Linked DNA regions of Mus musculus: all the other regions are linked to region 2. The links are chromatin loops, found by intact Hi-C in ENCODE. Cell type or tissue: left cerebral cortex. All regions are shown on one strand.

The links. A loop is a pair of places that touch in the nucleus more often than their neighbours do. Peaks named below come from ENCODE experiments on the same cell type or tissue, not always from the same donor. Only the 100,000 strongest peaks of a DNase experiment are listed, where the experiment ranks them.
Region 1: it touches region 2 in a loop (3-fold over the local background); 1 of 42 quality-filtered maps calls a loop at or near these places.
Region 3: a loop joins it to region 2, with 3 times the contacts of the local background. A loop is called at or near these places in 1 of 42 quality-filtered maps.

The regions. Positions count from the first base shown.
Region 1 is chr5:109,687,799-109,692,798 of GRCm38, forward strand. It overlaps 5430403G16Rik (RIKEN cDNA 5430403G16 gene), which reads right to left and starts at 3,036. Exons shown (of 4, transcript NM_001378588.1): 1 at 2,938-3,036. The coding sequence starts at 2,940. It also overlaps the pseudogene Vmn2r-ps23. In left cerebral cortex, no CTCF peak of the experiment used is centred here; DNase peaks (open chromatin) are centred at 2,384, 3,079 and 3,298; H3K4me3 peaks cover 1,032 bases.
Region 2 is chr5:109,557,000-109,561,999 of GRCm38, forward strand. It overlaps Crlf2 (cytokine receptor-like factor 2), which reads right to left and starts at 1,994. Exons shown (of 8, transcript NM_016715.4): 1 at 1,806-1,994; 2 at 519-615; 3 at 2-168. The coding sequence starts at 1,884. In left cerebral cortex, a CTCF peak has its summit at 2,114; DNase peaks (open chromatin) are centred at 326, 1,536, 1,706, 2,369 and 3 more places; H3K4me3 peaks cover 2,482 bases; H3K27ac peaks cover 2,192 bases.
Region 3 is chr5:108,666,376-108,671,375 of GRCm38, forward strand. Idua (iduronidase, alpha-L) reads left to right here. Exons shown (of 15, transcript NM_008325.4): 2 at 2,731-3,142; 3 at 3,744-3,884. The coding sequence starts at 2,988. Slc26a1 (solute carrier family 26 (sulfate transporter), member 1) reads right to left here. Exons shown (of 3, transcript NM_174870.4): 3 at 3,503-5,000. The coding sequence ends at 4,842. Among named protein-coding and RNA genes, the nearest start is that of Slc26a1, 6.5 kb to the right of the region's middle. In left cerebral cortex, CTCF peaks have their summits at 1,388 (motif pointing right), 2,683 (motif pointing left) and 4,603 (motif pointing right); DNase peaks (open chromatin) are centred at 2,812, 3,481 and 4,614; H3K4me3 peaks cover 1,738 bases; H3K27ac peaks cover 2,214 bases.

The sequences.
Region 1 (5,000 bases), 130 kb after region 2:
TGAACTGCATCAGAGGAGAATTATGGAAAGAACCTGCAAGCTACTCCTCCTGATTGCTAGGCTGCCCAGAAGACAGTAGCAGCTCTCCTACTGGAGAAGTAGAGATGAAATGACTCAGACAGCACAGGCCTTCCAGCTCTCCCCTTCCAGCCCACCCTAGGGGCAGACAGAGCCCTAGTATAGTAAGTTTGTATTTTATTAGAATCTTCTACTCTCCCAGGTGGGGAGAGTTCTTGGGACCGCTTCTAGGAAAAAATGGCAAGAATATTTGACACTGGGCTAGGTCAAGGAAGTAAGCTCAAAAAAAGTACAGCTGAGGAATGTGTTCCTCATATCTTGTCATACCTTGATCATCTTGATAAGACTCTGAATACAGCAACCGGGGAACTTTGTTTACACCCTTTTTCTTACATTTCTACTTTGTTTATGCCTTAAAACTGACCCTACTCTTTGTTTGTACCCAGGCAGTCAAGGTGGGTCAGGGTCTGTTGGCAGATTTCCCAGTCTGATGAGTCATGGAATGATAAGAGGAGGTATACCTGAGGCTCAAGGGAGGTGCCTCTGGAAAAGAACCGATAGTCTGTGTATATTTCGGGAGATTGTTTCTGTTAGCTTGTGGCTTTGCTTTCCAAGGTTCTGTGGGGTATAAAAAGACTATGAAAAATAAACTCAAGGCTGGTGGTTGCTGCTGGTGCTCCTGCTGAAGTATTAACCAGCAGTTCTCCCAAATCTAATTCTTGGCTTTGCATCTTCCTTCTACCTCCTATTTTGTTCCTTGCTCCCTCATCAGAGACTGTTTGACTCATGCTGGGGGATCCAGTACAAGGACAGAAACTCGACTCAAGGACCTCTTTCTCCTCCATCCCTGTTTCTCTCCTGTCTGCTGTTAAGGGGTGAAACAGTTGCGGGGGGGTCACGGAAGGGGATTAAGGGAGGGGAAAAAGAAGAAACCATAAAGTAGCAAAGACCAGCTACACTGATTAAGGGTAAAGAGGAACCAGACTAGGATGGATTTTGCCTTCCACATATGCTGCCACCCTTAAGTCTCTTCTAGGTTCAGGTTCCAGGTTAAGTTTTGAACAACTTAAATACAGACTGGAGACTGCAAGTCTAGCCACTAAGACACATGGGAAATTTGCACAGCAAGCATATTCCAGGATCATTTCTTAAGGACACCAGTGCCCTAACACAGCAGGTTAGTGACAGCGTCCTAAGTGGAAGGTTCCAGATGATGAAAAACATCGGAAAAGGAAAAGGTAGAGAGTATAAAAGCTGGGGTGGGGAGGTCTTACACAAGCTATGGCTTATGCTAAGTCAGCTTCTTAAGAATACCATCTTGTACACGATTGACATGAGGGAAAAGGAAGGAGATGGGAGACACCTCTGAAGTCAGCAGAAAGATGAAGAAAGTATGAAGTCCACAGAAACATCAGACAATTGGACACACTCAGGAGAAAGCTAATCAAACACTGCTGCACAAGGGACAACTCAGTGTTTCTAAAAAACATTTCTGACCAAGCCTCTAGTGGCCTTGGAACTGATAACCACAGCCCCATATGGTGGGAAGTTGTGCTCTCAGAATCTGATTCAACCCCTCCCAAAGGCCCTGCCCCAGACCATTACCAGCTCCCAGGCACATTCCTGAATTTAGAGAAGGAGCTCTGCAAATGCACCCAAGAGGAGGAGATGTCAGGAAAGAATCAGACTCCGGGGTGAAATCAAGCAGTAGAAAGAAAAATAACTATATACAGAATCAACAAGACCAGGAGCTGTTTCTTTGAGAAAATCAACTAGATAAACCAGACTAACCAGAGGACACAGAGACAGTATCCTAATTAATAAAATCAGAAATGAAAAGGAGGATATAACAGTGAAGTATATCTTAAAATAATTATTCTCTTTTAAAAATATTAACAATTGAAAATATTGAAAATGTTCTACAAAACAAAAAAAAAAACAAAAAACAAAAAAAAAACGAAGTCAAGGAGCCCTGTTTTCTCTATACCCAGGGCCTCAGGGAAAGCTCCCAAGGACTAGGCCCAGGCTGTGAATGGCTCTGCCAAGCATGTTGTTGGGTTTCAGAAGGAGCTGTGGCCTGCTCCAGACATGGGGACCTCAGGGAAAGTGTAGCTGGATCAGGCCTGCACTCAATGCAATGGTTGTGGGCTTTTTGTTTTGTTCTTTTAAGTTTTCAAATGGTTGTCACTAGATGCCATCTAGCCAGTGTGGCAGAACTATGTTTTTCTCAAGAAGAAAACTGAACCTTATGGCACAAGAGGCCTTGCTGTTGGTTATGATCCTGTAATGCCCCATTGAGCTGCTAGTTAGAGGCCTGCTCTTTGATAAGGAGATGGGCCTAGTGGCAGATTATAAATCGTTTGTTTCCTTTGTTATGATTTCTGGACAATGCTGGTGAACAAGCATGTGTATCCTAGCATCCTAACCTCTAACTGCCCTGGTTGGCATAGTACTTATCTGTGAGGTGTGAGGCAGTCCTCCCTCAGCTAAATTCTACTTGGTGTGCCTTACTATTTCCTAAGCTTTACTAAATCCTTTACATCATCAATTCTACTCTTTAACATCACAGCTTGACATTGAATTGCTACCCAGCACAAGAGATGCCTTTTACAACCTCCACAAAATGAACTCCAAATGGATTGTCCACCTTAATCTCAAGTGCTAAGAACAGAACTTGTAGAAAGTTGGACTCTCTGAGTATGGGATCACGCCAAAGATCTCTCTACACACAAGCCAAATGCTCAGCACAGATGCAGCCCCCACGGGGAAGTTATTCAGACGCTACAGCTGGGACCCGCGAGTGGCTAGGACCACAGGGGACCTCACAGGTGGCCGCGGATTCCCACGCAGCGCAGGGAAAGACCCACACTAGCAGCTCGCGCTGCTTCTCCCCATTGTTTTCAGTGACCCTGTGCTCACCATGTCGCAACTTCGGAGCTTGCCTGAGCACCCTAAACAGCATTCAGCCTCAGGACGGAGAGCACAGAACAGGGGACCAATCAAGTAGGCTCAGCAACTAAGCGAAACAGGCTCCAATGCACCCGGAAAAACCCGCCTTCCTTTTGATTTGCAGGTCCGCCGAGAGACTCTGATTGGCCAACAAGTCTTGAGTGACTGGAGCACCTCCCTTAGGGTTAGAGTGTGCTGAAGGTACGCGGTGTAGAGGTTCTCAGCCCAACAAGCTGCAAGTCCAGACCTGCAGGGATTTCCAATTCTGTAGTATTTGTGTCGATCCTCCAATAGGCTACCGATCTGTCTCCCCGCGCAGCCCCATGGAGGAACCATCAGTCCCCTGCCACTACTCTGCCGCTGGCTCCTCCCCTAGGTAGGCAGTAACCCTGTGATCGCCAGGGCCTGATGTCAGCCAGAGCTTCCCTCACTCACTAGGTTGTTTGCCTTCTTCCTCCTTAAATCAAGGTAGGGAGCTTGCATAGCCCATTCATTACTCAACCTGCAGGGGATTTATCAATCTGTCCCACAAGCGAAAAGGTGCCCAGAATATTAACAATTAAATTGTGTCATGGGCAAAGAATAGTTCTGTATTCTTGCTGTTGGGATTGAGACCCAGGAACAGAGGCTGATCTGCATATTATTAACATACCAAAGGAGCCATCCACCTGCCATGGGCAAACTGGGTTTACCTGAAACCTGTGGAAATGAATAGGTATTGGGGTGAGAGAAGAATGAAGCCAAGCAAAGGTTCTGATCAAGGCTCAAAATTTAATAATAAGGTTTGCGTTTATAAAGGGAAAACCTACAAAATCCATCCCCCTCTTCAGCTGCAGTATGTTGTAGAGCAATGTCAGTGCAGGCAGCCAAAACAGCTAAGTTCCCATGAGAACCTGCACCTCAACAAAGACAGATGTCTCTGTCCTGGGTTGTCATGGCGAATGTTCAAGGTCTGCTTAGTCTGCGCAAGGCTGGGAAGGTTAGAGCTGGGCCTCCAGGTTCTCCCAGCACTCCTCAGTCTCCACCTGTTACAGGGCAAGGTTGACAGACCCCACCTTGTACCTTGAACTCCCAGCCCAGCGGCCAGGCTTTCCCTTCCTAGAAGCCCTTCCTATATAATCCAGACATTTTGTACTCTTTGTGTCTCTGTTTCTCTGTCTCCATCTCTCTCCCCTTTCTTCCCTCTCCAGTCTTTCTCCCTCCTTCTCCCTCCACTTCCCCTCCCAATCCCTACTCCCCTGCATTTTTCTCTCCCAGCTTGCCTTGCTGGCTTTTTCTCCCCACCTCTGCTCCTTATTCTCCCATCCCATAACTTCTCTGACCTCCTTGGGACCAGTGAACTCTCTGCTGCCTTGGGATCAGTGAATCCTCTAGAGAGCTACCCCTAATAACCGGAAAATACTCTAATTTCACTTCAGTTGAGTCCTTCACGCTGGGCTTAGGTAAAGTGCAGCTAGTTTTCAGCTGGTAGGTATGTGAACCCTGGGAGACAAACAGGAACCAGATGACAAACCCTGTGGAGCACTGCTGTTAGCCAGCACACCTTCCTCCGTGGGAAGCTGAACACACATTCGCACATAGAACTGTATTAGTGAAGGTTCTCTAGATGAACAGACCTGATAGGAGGAATCTAGGTATGTACAAAGTGGATTTATTGGAATATTTCACAGGCTGTAGTCCAACTAGTCCAACGATGGCTAACTTAGCACGTGTAGGAGTAGGAAACCTAGATGTGAACGTATCCAGACTCCCTCAATAAAATCCCAGTGCTTCCTTTCTTGAAGGAAATCACTGCCTTGGAATTGACTCCTATTCTCACCTTGCTGACCACGGGGGTGGGGGTGGGGGGGACATCTGTCTCCATTCTTTCATTGAGGCTTTTCCTATAGTCAAACTGACTACATGTGGAATTAACTAAACCTGAAAGAGTTTGGGTACTGGGGTGGGTTTTTTTGTTTGGTTTGGTTTTGTTTTGTTTATAGCTTTCGAACTGTGAAAACCCTTCTTTAATCTGGATTTTTTTGAGGTGATAA
Region 2 (5,000 bases):
CGCCAGGCGGACGCGCGCTGCCTAGCCTTAAACACCATGGCCCCGCCTCCGTCGCGCAGTGCCAGCTCCAGCAGCCCCGCCCTCGCCGCGGGGAGGATGCACCCGGAAGTGACACCAGCGCCGGACAGGAAATATCGCGGGCAGGGTTGCAGGGCGCCAGTGCCATAACTGCAGAGTCGGGGATTAAGGGGGAAGGATCAGCTGGATGGGAAGTGATGGACCAGAAGTCCCGCCCACGAGCATCTGAATTTCAACACCTCAAACAGAAAGTGATGGGCAGAAAGGAAGTACCGCTCCTTCCTGTCATTCATCAGAGTCTGAAAGGAAGTACCGTCCCTAATCATTTGTCAATCATTAATTAGACAGGAAGTCCCGCCCACTCTTTCAGGCGTTTAAAAGAATGAACAGCAAGTGAGTGAAGAGGAATGAGAGGAAATCCCGCCCCCTCCCATATATCATTCAATGATTCCGACAGGAAGTCACAGACCAGAAGTTCTGCCCCGCCCCCCTTCACTCACCGGAACTCCAGGCTCAAGTTGGCGCCGTGGTGGTCGGGGCCCGAGCCCCACGTGACCTCCACCGTCTCCAGGTCATGGCAGACGACTGTGACATCACCTGCGGGGGCAGGGCGGGGATCAGGGGAGCAGCCCGTGACGTCAGCGCGTTCCAGAAGAGCCATCGCAGCCATTTCCCTGACTCAGACCCTTGGCTAGGGCGCTGGGAGCAGGCCGGGCCTCATTTGCATATGCACTAGGCAGGGGAAGACAGAGGAAGACATTCTGGCTCGTACGCAAATATAGGGAATGAATATGTAAACGAGAGGCCCAAGAACTGTAGCGGTGGGCGACACCTCATTTGCATATTCACAAACAGAGAAAAGGAAAAGGATTGGGGGCTCATGAATATGGAAAGCGCTTCTCGAATATGCAAATGAGCAGCTAGCAAGTCGGAGCCTCATTTGAATATACATGATCGCAAAGAAAGCGGTAGGGAAGCGGGGCTCACCACTATGCAAAGCGACCAATGGATACACAAATGAGCAGGCAGTGAACCAGAGTGGAGATGGACTGGGGAAGCATTCTTTGCATATTCATGAGGGGAAAAGGATGGAAGACTTTGTGGCTGGTGCATATGAGAATAGCAGTATATGATGAGGAGCGGGCAGATTCAATTTCGGAGATCTGAGGTCTCATCTGCATATTCATGATCAGGGACGTTGGAGCAAGACGTTGAGGCTTGTGCATATGTAAATCGTGGGGAAAATATGCAAATGCATAGTGATCCATATGGACAGGGCATCAATTCTATATTCATGAGGGGATGGAAGACAGAAATACATCGCTCATGAATATGTGTATCTCCCGATGGATATGCAAATGAGAAGCGATGAGTGAGAACTCGGTAGGGGCGAAGCGTTATTTGCATATAAGCGGGAAAGCTGTATATGAATATGCAAAGAAGGAGCGGCCCAGAGGCCTTATTTGCATATTCAGGAGGAGGAGCGAGATTGTGGCGGCAGCACTATGCTAATGAGGTCAAGGCGGGGTTTAGGTCTCATTTGCATATTACTGAGGAGAAAGCGCCGAGCGTAGGGGGGGAGGGCGGGGCTCATGCATACGCAAAGATCAAAATGAATATGCAAACGAAGCGCTATCCGATCGCCCTTAGGAGGGCCAGAGGCCTTATTTGCATATTCATGATGGGACGAAAAGCAATGATGGGACGAAAAGCAACTTGGTAGCTCTTGCTCGGGCCCCGCCCACCGCGGCGATTGACAGGCAGCCCCGCCCCCGCTCACTCCTCACCCCGTGACGTCACCGCCGCCGCCGCCGCTGCCGCCGCAAGGAGCCGAGGCAGGAGGATGACCGCGAGTGCCCATGCCATGTCGCCGGCGGGGCCGCGGACGCTGCAGTGATTGACAGCTGGTTCGGTCCGAGCCGGTCCGAGTCGAGGGCGCCCAGGCCGCTTAGAGCCGAAAACGGGAAGCCGGGGGCGGGGGTTGGGGCGACGGGGCGGGGCCACGGCAATAAACGGATGCGGCGACTCACCGACATGGGCGTGGCCCGGCTTCCTCTTCCCATCAATCACCCGGATAGGGGGAAGCGGGGGGGGGGCGGGGGGGGGGGGGTGGACTCCGCGTGCGCCCCGACCACGCCCCTCGCGGCCTGTCCCCGCCCCCAAACCTCCAAGGCCCCGCCCCCGCCCATCTAATCTGCCCGGCTCTTGTGGTGCTTTTTAAGGCTTACTTGTAAATAATAAAAATTGTGTGTCTTTTATCCAAAAACAGAAGGGAGGTGTTGCTCCCATATGTCTGTTCCTCTCTACTTCTTTGTTCTGTCATTTGGTTGCACATTGACCTCACCAAGATGGAGGTGGCTGGCCATCGTGTGACTTTCTGTTCCAGGTCACTTCTGCTTCTCCCTTTCCCAGTCTCTAGGTGGCCCAGCACAAAAGTAAATCGCTTTGTTGAAACTTAAATGGTATGTAAATATTAGATAATAGTGAACATATCTTTTTCTTTGTCTTAACAAAAGTCGTACTTAATCATACAAAGATTTTAAGTAATATACAAATTTGAACTTACAAACAGGGCAGCACTGTGCATTGTTACACCAATTACTAAAGTTTGGTGGAAAATGGTTTCATTCATAAGGACACAAACCTGAAGATGTTGAGAACCGGGGATCTCAATTGAGAAATGGCTACCATCATATTGACCTGTGGTTTTGTGAGTAAGCCATGTACTTAATTAATGATTAATATAAGGTTACCCTACTTTCTGTGAACAGTGACACCTCTAGGTGCGTTGTTCTTGTGATTTTGAGGCCAGCCTGGTCTACAAAGTGAGTTCCAGGACAGCCAGGGCTACACAGAGAAACCCTGTCTCAAAAAACCAAAAAAAAAAAAAAAAAAAGAAAGAAAAGAAAGAAAGAAAGAAAAAAGAAAGGGCACTGCAGCCCTTCCAGTCGGCACCAGCTCCGGGTCACCTTGTGCACAAACTCTGCAGACGGTCCCATGGTCCCCAGAGGACTCTCCACACAATCTTAGGATCACTGGTGAGTGGAACAAAACATCTGTTCCTGCTGCAGACAAACCTCAATTGGGTCATCGATCTGCAGGGAACGAGGTTCCAGTACTTACAGGCAAGCAAGGAGTTGGCATGGATAACAAATAAATATGGACACAAGGGAGTGTGTATCTGGATTATTTTCTCAAAGCAAGCACCAGTCTTTTTGTTTGGTTGGTTTTTGTTTTTTGATTTTTTTTCGAGACAGGGTTTCTTTGTATAGCCCTGGCTGTCCTGGAACTCACTTTGTAGACCAAGCTGGCCTCAAACTCAGAAATCCACCTGCCTCTGCCTCCCCAGTGCTGGGATTAGAGGCGTGTGCCACCACGCTCAGCACCAGTCTTATAATACAGAAGAAAAACAAGAAAGCTGATGGATACATTCATCAAGGTACACTGTTTCTTAACACAAAACAAAGAAAATGCATACATAAAAAGATGGCGGGAGCCAGGCAGTGTTTACAACTGAGAATAGGAACAACCCTAATTAAGATCAGCTAAACACAGGAGCCAGGTGAATGCTCTGATGCAATGCTAGTCTATTGTTAAACCCACCACCAGGGCTCCTTTAGTAAATACCTGATTATCCTATTCCTCTGGGCCTAGTGAACAACTTGCACCAGGGGAATTCCATTTTACTAACCCTTTCATGAATAATACCGCAACCCACCTATTTCCTAGGCCATTGTGTATTCCTGTTTATGGATGTGACTTGGCTATTGTTTTAAGTAATTACTATGCAGACTAGCCTTGAGCTTTTCTAGCTCTGTTCTAGTAAATAGTAATGCCTGATTATTTTCACTGTCTCTACTAGAGGTAAATTTGAATGTTACTGAATAGGAAACATTCTTACTGAATTGCAAGCTCAGGGTAGGCTTCAAGGACTTTCTAGGACATTGGAACACTGGTAGAGGCTTATCTATATGTCAAAATCAATCCTTAAAGGCACTTAAAACAATACAGAAAGAAAGCACAGGGATCCATACACCAGACTAACTCGGGGACAGGTTTTGAGTGTATGTGCTATGGGAATGCCAAGGTTCCAGGAGGCTAAGTTTCCGTAAAACTCTTTGCCTCATGACTGCTTCCAGGCTTTTAGGCCTGTCATGCAGACTTCACTGGAGTGGATGTAGCATGTTCCAAAACAATCTTGATGGGCCTGTGACAGCAGGAGCAAGGACACAGGAGCCCTGACTGACCAGCGGTCGGGTTCCTTCTGATAGGTGCTGGTATACCTTGGTTTCAAACACACCAGACAGCCCTATGGTCCCCAGAGGAGACACCACTTCCAGGCACTGTAACGCGACCAGGATCTTAGGATTCCAGGATCCCAGGATAACAGGAGCTTGGTCACACCAGGATCTCAGGCTCTCAGAGGAAGCTTGACTGCCAAGAACTCTGACACACCCAGAATCTCAGGTCTACAGGAGCCCAAAATCATAGAGAAAGCTGGACTCTGAGGAGTCCTGAATCAACCGGGATTATAGGAAGGACAGGCTCCAATCAGATATACTGAGGGCAGCAAGCACTTGAGATAATCAGATGGCAGAAGGCAAGCATAAGAACAGAAGAACAAAAACCAACATTACTTGGCATCATCAGAACCAAACTCTCCCACCATAGCAAGTCCTGGATACACCATCACACCAGAAAAGCAAGATATGGATCTAAAGTCACTTCCCATGATGATGGTGGAGGACTTTAAGAAGGAAATAAATAACTCCCTTAAAGAAATACAGGAAAACTCAGGTAAACAGCTAGAAGCCCTTAAACAGGAAACACAAAAATCCCTTAAAGAGTTACAGGAAAACACTACCAAGCAGGTGATGGAATTGAACAAAACCATCCAGGATCTAAAAATGGGAGTAGTACTACTTTTAATATTCTATCTTTGTTTTGTGCATTTGGTGTTTTGATTATTATGTGTTGGGAGG
Region 3 (5,000 bases), 890 kb before region 2:
AAGCAATGGGTCATTTCCGTTTGATTGCTTCCAGTATCTTTTTGTTGCTTGTTTCATTTTGTCTTTTCCCTCTTGGTCTTTATAGCTCCCAATAATTTTTTTTCAGTGCTGGGGGGTCTGCATATGGCCTTGCACATACTAGGCAAGAACTGTACCACTGGACTCCATACCCAGCTCATGACTTTTTGAGACAAGGTCTTGTTATTTAGTCTAGTCTGTCTTAAAATATGATTCTTCTGCTTTAGGCTGCTGAGTGCTAAGATTATAGACATGTACCTCCATGGGCTATTTATAGTACTTTTTAATTTTTTAATGTTTATTTTGCCTCTATGTATGTCTGTACACCACATGTGTGCAGTGTCTGTGGAGGCCAGAAGAAGGTGTTGGGTCCCCTGGAACTGTAGTTACAAATAGTTGTGGGCCACTGTGCGAATGCTGGGCTTTGAACCGCTGGAAAAGCAGTCAGTGCTCATAACTGATGAGATGTCTCTCCAGTCCATACAGTGATTTTTAAAAATATCGGAGAGCTTGATTGCGTGCTTGTGTGTGTGTGTGTGTGTGTGTGTGTGTGTGTTCATGGAGATGAGATCAACATTGGGTGTCTTCTTCAATTGCCCTCCATCTTTGAGTTCTTTAATATTTTGTTTATTTGTTATGGATGTGTAGGAGTGCTTGAGTACCATAGCAAGCATCTAGGGGTCAGAGGACAACTTACAGGAAAGAGTCAGTTCTCTCCTTCTACCATGTAGATTCCAGAGATTGAACTCACGTCACTAGGCTTGGCAGCAGGTGTTCATGTCTGCTCCCTCGCAAGATCCACCTGCTTTTTGAGACAAGGTCTTTCTTTTAGTAAACCCAGAGCTCTGAGATTCTGCTAGACTAGCTAGCCAGCAAGTCCCCAGAGAGCCTCGTGTTTCCCTCTCCCCAGGGCTGGGGTTACTAGTGTTGCTACCACGTCCAGCCTTTCCACTAGGGTTCAAATTCAGGTCACTTGACTAACTCAGCCACGTTCTTGGCCTCAAATTTTTAAAATTTACTTTCAGAAGGTTATCACGGTGGCCCCTTCAAATGCTATTTCTGCTCTACTCCCCTTCTTATTTTCAGCTGCAAATTCAATTATACTGTTAGACCTTGTCTCATGTCTGTCCTGTGGTTTCTGTTATTTTTTTTTTTCTGTCACTGTGGATTGTCCCCCAAATCTATCTTCCAGTTCCTTATTTCTGTCTTCAGATAAGTCTAATTTGTAGCTAATCTAATCCATTAAGGTTCTGCCATCTTTATGATTTACATACCATAAAACATTCCAATATAAATTATAGTTTTTACATTTTCTTTAACATTTTTTAAAAAAGATTTATTTATTGTTCTAAGTACACTGTAGCTGTCTTCAGACACACCAGAAGAGGGCGTCAGATCTCATTACTGATGGTTGTGAGCCACCATGTGGTTGCTGGGATTTGAACTCAGGACCTCTGGAAGAGCAGTCAGTGCCCTTAACCGCCGAGCCATCTCATCAGCCCTTCTTTAACATTTTTATGATTTTACTTTTGAAGATTTTCAAGAACTTGAAAATGTCTCAATGGTTAAGAGAACCTGCTGTTGTTACAAAGACCCAGATTCAGGTCATAGACAGTGGCTCACAACCGCTTGTAACTCTAGTTCCAGGGGATCTGATACCCTCTTCTAGTCTTCATGAGCACCAGGCAGGCACATGATACACATATATACATTCAGGCATTCACAAATACACATAAAATAGAATATAGGCAGCTAGGTATGGTGGCACATGCCTTTAATTCCAGCACCTAGCAGTGGCGAGAGCTCTGAGTGTGAAGTCAGCCTGGTCTACAGATTGAGTTCTAGGACAGCCAGAGTTACACAGATAAACCTTGTCTAAAAATCCATAATAATAATAATAATAATAATAATAATAATGACAATGGGACTAGACATGGTAGCCCATGCCTTTAGTTTCAGCGCTCAGGAGGCAGAGACAGGAAGATGTCTGTGAGTTTCAGGCTAGACTGGTCTATACAGCAAGTCCCAAGTGAATGAGGACAACATATTGAGACTCTGCCTACATTAGTCTTCATACAGAACAGAGCACCCAACCAGGTAGTATCTAGTTGCTGTCTATGGACACCAAACTTTGTATTTCAGTCACTACAGAAGCATCACATGGGCTCCTGACTTTCTGATCCTTGCACGAGGTTGTGGCATAGTTTTCATTTCTCCACCTAAAAACCTTCCTTTTACCAGCTTTCCTGAGGACCTCAGGAACTATGAACACTAGAGAAGGGTTTCTTCCTTGGTGTCAGGAGAGATTTGCATGAGAAAGGTGCTTTTCATGGGTTGTGAAACTCGATTGTTTGGAACTGCAGAGGTTAAAGGCTTGTGCTACCAAAAGTGACAGCTAATTCTGTTCCATCGTTGCTAATATCCTGCTCATTGTGTGTGCACAATTCAAATCTTAAAGATTTGCACTACTGACCCTGCCTTTCACAGATGTTCAGGACTGATATTTTGGTTGCCCACTACAAGGAGTCACTTGGATTTCGGAACGTCTCATCCGTCCAGAATGAGAGCAGTCCCATTTCGGAAAAGCTCTGCCAAAGCACCTTGACTTTCTCCCCCAAATCTAATCCTTGGAGCAGTCCCACAGCGCCATCTTCTGATACATTTCTCCACTTTCACCCCACGACACTCAGTAGTGCCTGATTTGTTTTTCAGAGCACCTACAGGCCTCCAGCGAGACCGAGACAGCCGCAAGAATAATGGCCGCTCTGAGACACCCAAGCACTGCTAATGTTGGTTCCATTTTTGGAGCGCCTGGGACGCAGCGGAACTCGCCAGCACGGGGCGGCGCGTGACTGGGTTCCTTTTTGTCCCGGCCTGGCGAGAGGTCACGTGGGGCGTTACGCAGAGGCGGAACACTGCGACCGCCGCCTAAAAAGCTTGCTGTTTAGGGGCACCTGGATATCCCAACCATGCGACCCCCGCGTCCCTCCTCAGCTATGCTGACGTTTTTTGCTGCGTTCTTGGCCGCGCCCTTGGCGCTGGCTGAGTCACCGTACCTGGTGCGTGTGGACGCAGCCCGCCCGCTGAGGCCTCTGTTGCCCTTCTGGAGGAGCACCGGCTTCTGGTGAGGCCCACCACTTATCAAGTCCAGGAGCGCCCCTTGCTCTATCCTCTGGGTTCCCCCCATTACAGCTTTGGGCTCTCTGCCCATCACTCCTGGACACTCAGAAGCGAAGAGCAAACCCCTTTAGGGCCCACCTTCTCAAGCTAGTCAGTTTCTGGATTGTGGCGTGGGTTTTCTAGCTTAGTGGGTCCCTCAAATGCCAGAGCCTCTCCCTAAGTGGCCCCCAGGAATCAGGAGCGCAGTACTCAGGCTATAGGTTCATGATTGGTGCTTTGGCAGAGCCTAGGAGTCTCCCAAAGTATCAAGACCTGTCCCGGTTTATGAGTGTGCCCCAAGTTTTTCTAGAAATACTCAAATCCATTTTTTATGGCAGGCAGATGCTCTATTTAGAATACGGTTCTGTGTCCTGTGGGAGCTCCCCTCACCCTGCCCCCAAGCAAGACTGTAGAACATTCTGGTGAATGGGCTATTTTATCGTACACTCTGGAGACACATAATTCATCCACAAGGGTCTAGGCAGTTAGGTAATACATGTACAAAATCGGGTATGCTGCAGGCCCCTGTTTAGGACAAACACTTCACTTCTTTGTCCTGTCCCTAGCCCCCCACTGCCTCACGACCAGGCTGACCAGTACGACCTTAGTTGGGACCAGCAACTGAACCTTGCCTACATAGGTGCCGTACCTCACAGTGGCATTGAGCAGGTCCGGATACACTGGCTGCTGGATCTCATCACAGCCAGGTGGGTGATGCGGAAGTGGGTACCCTGGGAGTTGCTGGTCAGAGCTTGTTTTACAGAGATGCTGAGGTGGTGGATCTGACCTTGTCGGGGCCAGCTGTGGGACACAGTGCTGGGCTGTGGGGGTCGCGGGGGTGGGGGGGGTCATGGTAGGGCATAGGGCTGGGGCTGTGCTTCCTGTTAGAGCATCCTGTTGGGCAGAAGAGGAGAATGTCTGCTTGGCTATGCCAAAGGCAGACCCTGGATGGAGCACAGGTGGTTTCCTCCTGATGTTTTGTTTTTTGTTTTTTTTTAGAAGTACTGAATGGGGTTAGGGTCTACTGTGTCTGGCTTTGTACCATACATATACCACATTGTGGTTACCAGTATAAGCTGTATAGAGACATTGTGCCCCAAGGTCAGGTTGAGGTTATATAAGTCACATTGCCTTAGAAAGTGACACTGGACTGTGGCTCTGGAGCAGGTGGCTGCCTTTGCAAGGGTCCAGTCAAGATGAGCACCTGGCATGAGGAGGCCTTTCAGAAATTCAGACCCTTGAGGCTTGGCCATATATCCAGCTCATATCTGGTACCTGGTGGTACAGGGAATGGGAAAGTGTCCTTTTGGCATCTTGGAGGTCATATAATTTGCAGGATTCTGTTTCAGATAAGATGACAACATAGTATATCAAACTGGGCACTGTGTGGGCTGAGGGATCATGTGTGTGGGTACAGCTACCCTGGTTGAACAGGCACCAGGGGGCAGCAGTGGACTCAGAGGTAGAGAGTCTAGATCACTGAACCCTTGGTTTGGAATCCTTGAATGTATTAAGGGTGCTGCACTTTCCTTTCCTTAGTTGGAGTTCCCTGGCTTCTCCAGGGCAAAGGTGGTCCAAGGGTATATCTCTAATGACTTTATCATTCACACCACTCCTACAGAGCACTGGCTTGTGAACACAGGTGTGGGCTCTTGAGGGCCCTGCTAGAGGGCAGAGTCAGCAGCCAGCAGCTCCTCACGGCGGGCACATGCAGCCTCCACAGCACTGTGCACACTGGGGAATAGCAGCTCATTTTCAGCTCCCTGTTCTTCCCCAAGGAAGCCCCCTTTTCTCAACGTGTCTCTCACCGAGGGACTGCAGCA